Linked DNA regions of Homo sapiens: region 1 is linked to region 2. A link is a contact called in ENCODE Hi-C or POLR2A ChIA-PET data. All regions are on one chromosome and are shown on one strand. The core of a region is the stretch at or near the end of the contact, and the rest is flanking DNA. Distances in the headings are between cores, read along the strand shown.

Region 1 (3,298 bases), core at 272-2,771, 1.2 Mb before region 2:
GACCCGGACTTATGGGCAGGCCCCAGACGCCCGAGGCCGGGGGCGCCCCTCGCCTCTTCCTCGGCCTCAGGGACACTTGCGAAACGTGGATCTAAAGAAAGTCCTTCGCGCTGACCACGGACAGTTATTCAAGGTATTTGGCCTTGGTTAAAACGAGGGGAACAAGGAGGGTGTCCCGGGAGCCGCACATCCCTAAGTGGCGGGCGTCAGGAATGACTTAACAGTGCCCAGGGCTGTGTTTTCCGAGGGTCAGACCTGGTCCCAGAACACCCAGGCTATCAGAGGCAGAGACTAGCAGAGTGATCCTGCCCCCTTGCAGCCTCAGTTTACCGCCCCTCTCTGCCGCGCTCAGGAGCGGCGAGCCGGGAAGATGGGAGGCAGGGCGCGCACTGGGTGGGCTGCGTTCCGCTCCCAGCCAGAGCTCCCAGGCCCACGCCCCTCCCTCCCCTGCGTCCACGCCTCGTGCGGGCGCTGGGAGCAGACGGCAGCGGCTCCCGAGCAGAGCCTGGAGCGCCGCTCCACTCCCACTCAGGAGAGGGAAACCGTGGCAACGGCGGGGGTGCGGCCGCGGCACCGGAGAGGGGGCGGGGGGTAAGGGAAACTCTCCTTCGCCTCTCTCCTTCCGAGGGTTCACCCGGCAAGGCTCAGCCCCTCCGATCCCTCCTGTCCTAACCCACAGCCAACAAGGTCCGCTACCCCCGCTTCGCCCAGTCCCCGCGGCGGGTCGCCTGCTCCTCGCCCCGCTTCTTAGACGCCCCAGGGCCAGCGCCACGACCCGCCGGCGGAGCCGAGGTGAAAGTTGCCCAGGCGAGAGGTCGGCCAGGCGCCTCCCTCTGACCCCCAGATTCCTCCTAAACCGCGAGAACAGGACCTTCCGCTGGAGGGAGCATGGACAGGAGCGGGTCCTCCGGGAGCACCCAGCCAGGTCCCCCGTGCAGCCCCCGCGCCCGGCGCTGGCCCCGCCCCCGCGGCCCGTACCTGACCCACGTCCTCGCCCGCTTCCAGCTGCACGTTGCCGCGGCTCCGGCTCTCACTGTCGCTCAGCAGGTCGTCCTCCGAGTCCTCGAGCAGCGACGAGGAGCCAGTGGAGGAGACCGACGAGGTGGAAAGGCGGCGCGGCTGCTGCAGGTGCGAAGAGCCCGCTGCCGGGAGGCAGTCCCTCTCCCGCTCCGGCGGCCCAGGGCTGGTCGGGGGCACGTCGGGCTCCTCGGCTGTCACGGTCAGCTGAGGGATCACCGGGGCCGGGGGAGCCCGCGGAAGCCCGTTGGGGACCTGTCCCCCACGCCGCTTGGCCCCGCGGGCCCGGGGCTCCCCCGCGGCGGCGGCCGCAGCGACCGCCGCACAGCGCGCCTCGAAGAGCAGGCGCAGCTCCCCGACACTCCGGCGCGGGGCCCGCTCCAGCCCCGGGCTGCAGGGCCTCGCGCCCCCCGGCCGCGCCATGCCCGTTGGGCCCCCGGGCAGGGTCATTTCCCAGTGCCGGCGCCGCCGCTGAGCCCACCAGCCCGCGGCGCGCCGGGGACTGGAGCGGCTCGGCGCCCCCGGCTGGAGACGGCCCCGGGGCGGAGCCTGCGCCGCTGCACGCCCGCGCCCCGCCTCGGCCGCGCCCCCCGCCCACTCCTTCCACTTTCAGAGAAAGCGCGGGCCTCCCAGGGCCCCTGCGAGGGAGAGAAGGCTCTCGGTGACTCCTCGGGGTGGCGGGGAAGTCCAGCCTCCGTAGGCACAAAACCTGGGCCCGGGCCCCGAGGCTTCGCTCCGCCTGCCCTCGGGGAGGTGGGAGGGGCCGCTCCGCGCTGGGGCCTCGCAGCCTTCCCGGGCTTCGCGGCTGGGAGAGATTCCTCCAGGCCGCTCCACAGGCCCTGTCCCCGCGCAGGAGAAGCTGGTCCTACTCTTGGTCCCCTACCCCGTTCCTCGGGTTCCTTTGCGTGTTCATCCCTCCCGGGCAAGGGCTTCAAGTCTCGGGGCCTTTCTCCGGCCCGAGCTCCTGAGCAGAGTTGAAGGCCCCCGGCTTCCCGAAGAAGCCCCACCCCAGGGCGTGCACCCAAGTGGAGACTCTGCCCCAGGGACTAGCTGAGGCTGCTCCCCGCAAGTTCCCCACTTCCCGGCGGGCAGAGAACAAGGTCAGGGGGCGGGGCCTGGATCTGTCCCCATGGCCCAGCCTAGTCCCGGGCTGCATCTCCCCCGCTGCTGGGTGGCAGGAGCTGAGCCCGCCTTCCTCCTCCTCTGTTATAGGAGCTCGGGGCTTGGAGTCCGCCGTGTGGCGTTCAGCAAGTCATTTCACCTCCCTCGACTGCGGATTCTCCCGTTGCTGCGAGAATAAAATAAAAGACTTGAAATCAGGTACACCACACTCTAGATGTGATTTGTAGGCAGTCCCTTTACTCCCTCCGTATATTTCTGCATTTGTACATTTAGAAAAACCTCATCCAACCCACAGAGTTGTGTCTGTAAAACTAGGAAGACAGCACTGATGTTTAAGAGTTTCAGACACTGCAAAGTGCTTATCAGTGTCATTCCATGTGGATCTTCGGCCACTTCCCATGTTGGTAGTCAGCTGACCGACCGGCGAGGCTGCTTTGAGGAGAAGCCACTGTTTCCTATCTTACCATAGTGCCACAGGAGTGAGGGTCCCCCCTCAGGCACTCAGTGTCTGGGGATGGCTGGGGCCCTGGAGACAGAGCAGCCCCAGAAGGATTGCCTTGGATGCTGAGATGGCCGCAGGAGGGGCTTTCCTTCCCTTCTCTCCCCTCAGCCAGGGCTCAGGAATGGCCCAGGAGAAGGAAAGAAGAAGGTTCAGTGGGAAGACGGGAATCTTCGGCAAAGCATAGTGGCTCAGGCTTGTAACCCCAGCACTTTGGGAGGGCAAGGCGGGCAGATTGCTTGATCCCAGGAGTTCGAGACCAGCCTGGGCAACATGGCAAAACCCTGTCTCTACTAAAAATACAGAATATTAGGCAGGTGTGGTGGTGTGCACTTGTAGTCTCAGCTACTCGGGGAGAGGCTGAAGTGGAAGGATCACTTGAGCCTGGGAGGTCGAGGCTGCAGTGAGCTGAGATCACCACCACACTCCACCACCACACTCCACACTCTAGCCTGGGCAACAGAGTGATAACTTGTCTCAAAAAAAAAAAAAAAAAAAAAAAAAAAAGCTGAGTGTGGTGGCATGCACCTGTGGTCCCAGCTACTTAGGAGGCTGAGGTGAGAGGATTATTTGAGCCCAGGAGGTCGAGGCTGCAGAGAGCCATGACATTCCACTGCACTGCAGTCTGGGTGACAAGTCATACGCTATCTCAAAATAAAC
Region 2 (3,327 bases), core at 516-3,015:
GGGGAAGGCCAGGATTGAAGCACAGCAGCATTGCTCTTTCCCTTCCTTCCTCCCTGGCCCATATCCAGATACTGAGGGCTGCAACAAGAAGCCTCTTTGGTGGGGGCACTAGGATGGAAAGAAGAGGGGATGAGTACATTCCCCACCCTCCCTAAATTGTTTCTACTTCTCCTAAGGCTTTCCACAGCCATGTCAACAGTCTAAGAATGATTATACTCTTTTGTGAAAGAACGTCATAAACTTATATTTCAGAAACAGGAGGGGAACAGGAGAAAGTGAGTGATTTAAGAAGCCGTGTTTGTGCCCTTCTGGCCAGGTGTACTTTTTGGGGGACAGCAAATAGCCCTTGCTTGACCCCTTCAGTCAGTAGCTACCCAGGGTGTGGGAGGATATACATAGAATTCTATGTGATTATAGCTTCTAGTGCATATGTCAACAACTATATACAGGGATCTAGAAATTTAATGCATCTCTGGCCACTGCAACTAGGTTGACGTACCTGAGCTCCACTACTTTTGGTGCCCTCCTCCTTTCGAGAGCTTCAGCTTACTTAAAAAGAGCCCCTACAGCTCCATCCTTCCCCTGAGTCTTGGGGGAAAGCCCCAGTCACCCCTGCATGTAGGATACACCAGAGCGAGCGGCGCAGAAGGGTTTGGTGCCGGGATCTCCCCACCCCTCCCCCCATCCCCCTACGGCTCAGGGCCCTGGTGCAGCACGGTCCTGGGCAGCAAACCCCCAGCCCCCCGGCGAATCGTGGTCCCTTGGCTGAAGATCTGGCTGCGGGCCTCCCGCTCCGGGGCCAGCCGGCGATGGTGGGAGTGTGAGGGGCGTTCACTCTCGTGGGGGTCACTCCCGCGGGCTCTCCACCCCATCCTGCTGCGAAGTCCTGCCTCTGGGCTTGGGGAGAATGGTTCCCGGCGGCCCCCAGCGCGGAGGGCTTCAACGACTCCCGGGCGCCGCCGCCGTTTCCTCTTCGTCCTCGTCCGGCCCCCGAGGCCGCTCGAGCGGCCCGGCCGGGGGGCTGTCCGCAGGGGGCTCCGGAGGCGCCGGTCGCGCCGCCTGCAGTGGGGGAACGTCGCGCGGCGCCTCGCGGCGGGACGACCCAGTGGTGTTGGGCCCCGCCGCCGCCGCCCCCGAAGTCCCAGACGGGCCAGTGGCGTTGGAGCCGCCGGGGGGCGGGCCAGCGGCTCCCCCCGAGGTCCCGGCGCCCACCGGCTGCCAGATGAGGCTGTAGTAGACGGCGAGCACGATGGCGGCCAGCGACACGGAGAGCACGTAGGCGAACACGGTGGCGAGCCGGACCCACTTCTTGTTGGTCTTGGCCGCCATCTTCGCCTTCTTGTCCCCGGTGTAGGTGGCCGGCTTGCCCCGCTCGGCCGGGGCCGCGTCGCGCTCCTTCATGGGGGGGCCCCGGCCTTTGCCCCGGTGCTCCACGGCCCCGGCTGGAGGGGGCCTGGCGGCCTGCAAGGACTGGGCAGGGGGCGGCCCGGCGCCCTCGGTTCCCGGCGGCCCCGCGCTCCGCCGCCGCTCCTCACGCCGCCCGCCCGCAGCCCGCCACCGCGTTGCTGCAGCCGCCGCCGGGGCCTGGACCAGTCACCGCCGCCAGCGCCGCCGCCGCCGCCGGCCCGTCAGCTGCTTCCCCGCCGCCGCCACAGCCACAGCCGCCACAGCCGCCACAGCCGCCCGGCTCCGCGTCCCCATCCGCCGCCACGCCGCCGCGCGCTCCGCCGCCGCCTGCCCGGCCGCCGGCCGCCTGGTCTCCAGTGGCCGCGCGGACCGCGCGCTCCGCTCCAGCCCGGCTCCCCCGCCTCGCGCGCCGGCAACAGGGGGCGGGGAGAGCGCTGCTGGGGGCTGCCCCTTAAAAGGGCGACGCCGGGGTCCGGAAGTGCCGCGAGGGGAGGCGGCGGCTGCCGGGAGCCGCGAGCCCCGCCGGGACGCCCCGTTAAGAGAGAGTTAAGGGAGGCTGGCTCTTAAACGGGCGACGTCACCGCGACCCCTGGTGGGCTGGCGCGGCGTAGAGTGGAGCCCCGGGCACTTCTTTAAAAGGGGGAACGGCGTTGTGCGAGGCGGAGTGCGGAGCTAGAAGGGGGCGGTCGGAGCGCGAGCTGTCAACTCTGGCGCCTCCCCGCTCCGCCCCGAGGCTCCGAAGTGACAGGTGGAATAGCAGCCTGGGCTTCGGACTCCAGGCCTAGGTTTATCCTCTGGGAGGGGACGGTAAGAGGGATAGGGAAGATACCACGTTCCAGCTCTCAGCTTGCTCCCCGCACCGCGTACCCCCTGGGTGGGTCTCCCAGGCCCATTCACAGCTAAAGAACCTGGTTGACGCCAGGGGTAGGCGGTTCTGGCACCTGGAGCGCTCACTGGGGCCGCAGCTGGTTGTGTTCCTTCCACCCAGTCCAGGCTGGGCTTCGGAGCTCTACTGAAGTCGTCGCAATTGCGTACCCCAGCCCGCCTCACCCCGCCAACCCTGAGCCTCCGGGACAGAGCCACGGACTGAGCTGTTCTCCAGACTCGCTTGCCACCTTAGTCCCAAAGTTCGCCGCAGGTCGCTGGTCCCGCTTTTTGGGTCTTCCAATTCCTGGTTTTGGCCTGGATTTGGACCCAAGGAGCTGCACTGAACCTGAGGAGTTTAACTCTCAGGACTCCTAGAGCGTTTTCACTCTCAGATCCCCTCCAGACCTCAAGGCTTGGGCGGTTGTCCCCTCCCCACTTTCCCATGTGAGGTTTGTCTTCTTTGGCTCCAGGCCAGGCGCCAGGCAGTGGGCTCTGTGCCTGGTCTTTGGACCCCCTAGGTGCTAACAACCCTTCATGCTCAGACTCTCCCTTGCGGCTTTACTTGTGCCCTCCCCCTCCTTCCGCTCTCTGCTCTCCCTGCCTTCTCTCCTCCCCATTCCCTCTCTATAAGGCTTTCCAGAATTCTGGTTCCCTCCTCCTTGGATGCTACTTCCTGTGTTCCCAGAACTGGGCATATGGACTGCCTGGGTGTCTGAATGAGTGAGGGAGACTTGTCTGGGCGTGTGTTGGGGAACAGAACTGTGGTTCTGATGGGGTTCTGTGGGTGAACCCTCCCTCAAGCCCCTGCAAGTGTGAGCCTGACCTGGCTTCTACCCTGTGGGGCAGGATCCCCTCTGCCCTTCTCACTTCCCCCCCTCCTCCAGGAATCTTTGGCTTCCAGAGGACCCCCCTTACACACACACACACACACACACACACACACACACACACACACGAGGAAGCCCTCCCAAAACAGCTGCCTTGCCCACCTCAGCAGCACAGAAGTCAAGTGGCTACCAGAACTGAGTGTGCTAGTGGACTGCTGGAACCACA

Evidence for each region. A loop is a pair of places that touch in the nucleus more often than their neighbours do. ChIA-PET counts read pairs that join two places held with the same protein, here RNA polymerase II (POLR2A). Pooled maps may share reads with other maps.
Region 1: a loop to region 2 is called in a pooled map, with 2.5 times the contacts of the local background. The contact joins the promoter of ITPKA here to the promoter of INAFM2 in region 2. A Hi-C loop is called at or near these places in 1 of 50 pooled maps. POLR2A ChIA-PET finds 5 or more read pairs at or near these places in 2 of 52 experiments (CD4-positive, alpha-beta T cell and WTC11).

Annotation. Positions count from the first base shown.
Region 1 is chr15:41,492,097-41,495,394 of GRCh38, reverse strand. It overlaps ITPKA (inositol-trisphosphate 3-kinase A), which reads right to left and starts at 1,521. Exons shown (of 7, transcript NM_002220.3): 1 at 979-1,521. The coding sequence starts at 1,467. RefSeq lists silencers at 902-951, 1,062-1,241, 1,262-1,881 and enhancers at 1,618-2,118, 2,119-2,619.
Region 2 is chr15:40,322,130-40,325,456 of GRCh38, reverse strand. INAFM2 (InaF motif containing 2) reads right to left here and starts at 1,765. Exons shown (of 1, transcript NM_001301268.2): 1 at 1-1,765. The coding sequence starts at 1,401. The coding sequence ends at 940. It overlaps LOC112268152 (a long non-coding RNA gene), which reads left to right and starts at 1,814. Exons shown (of 3, transcript XR_002957721.2): 1 at 1,814-2,214. RefSeq lists silencers at 1,058-1,287, 1,298-1,377, 1,708-2,077.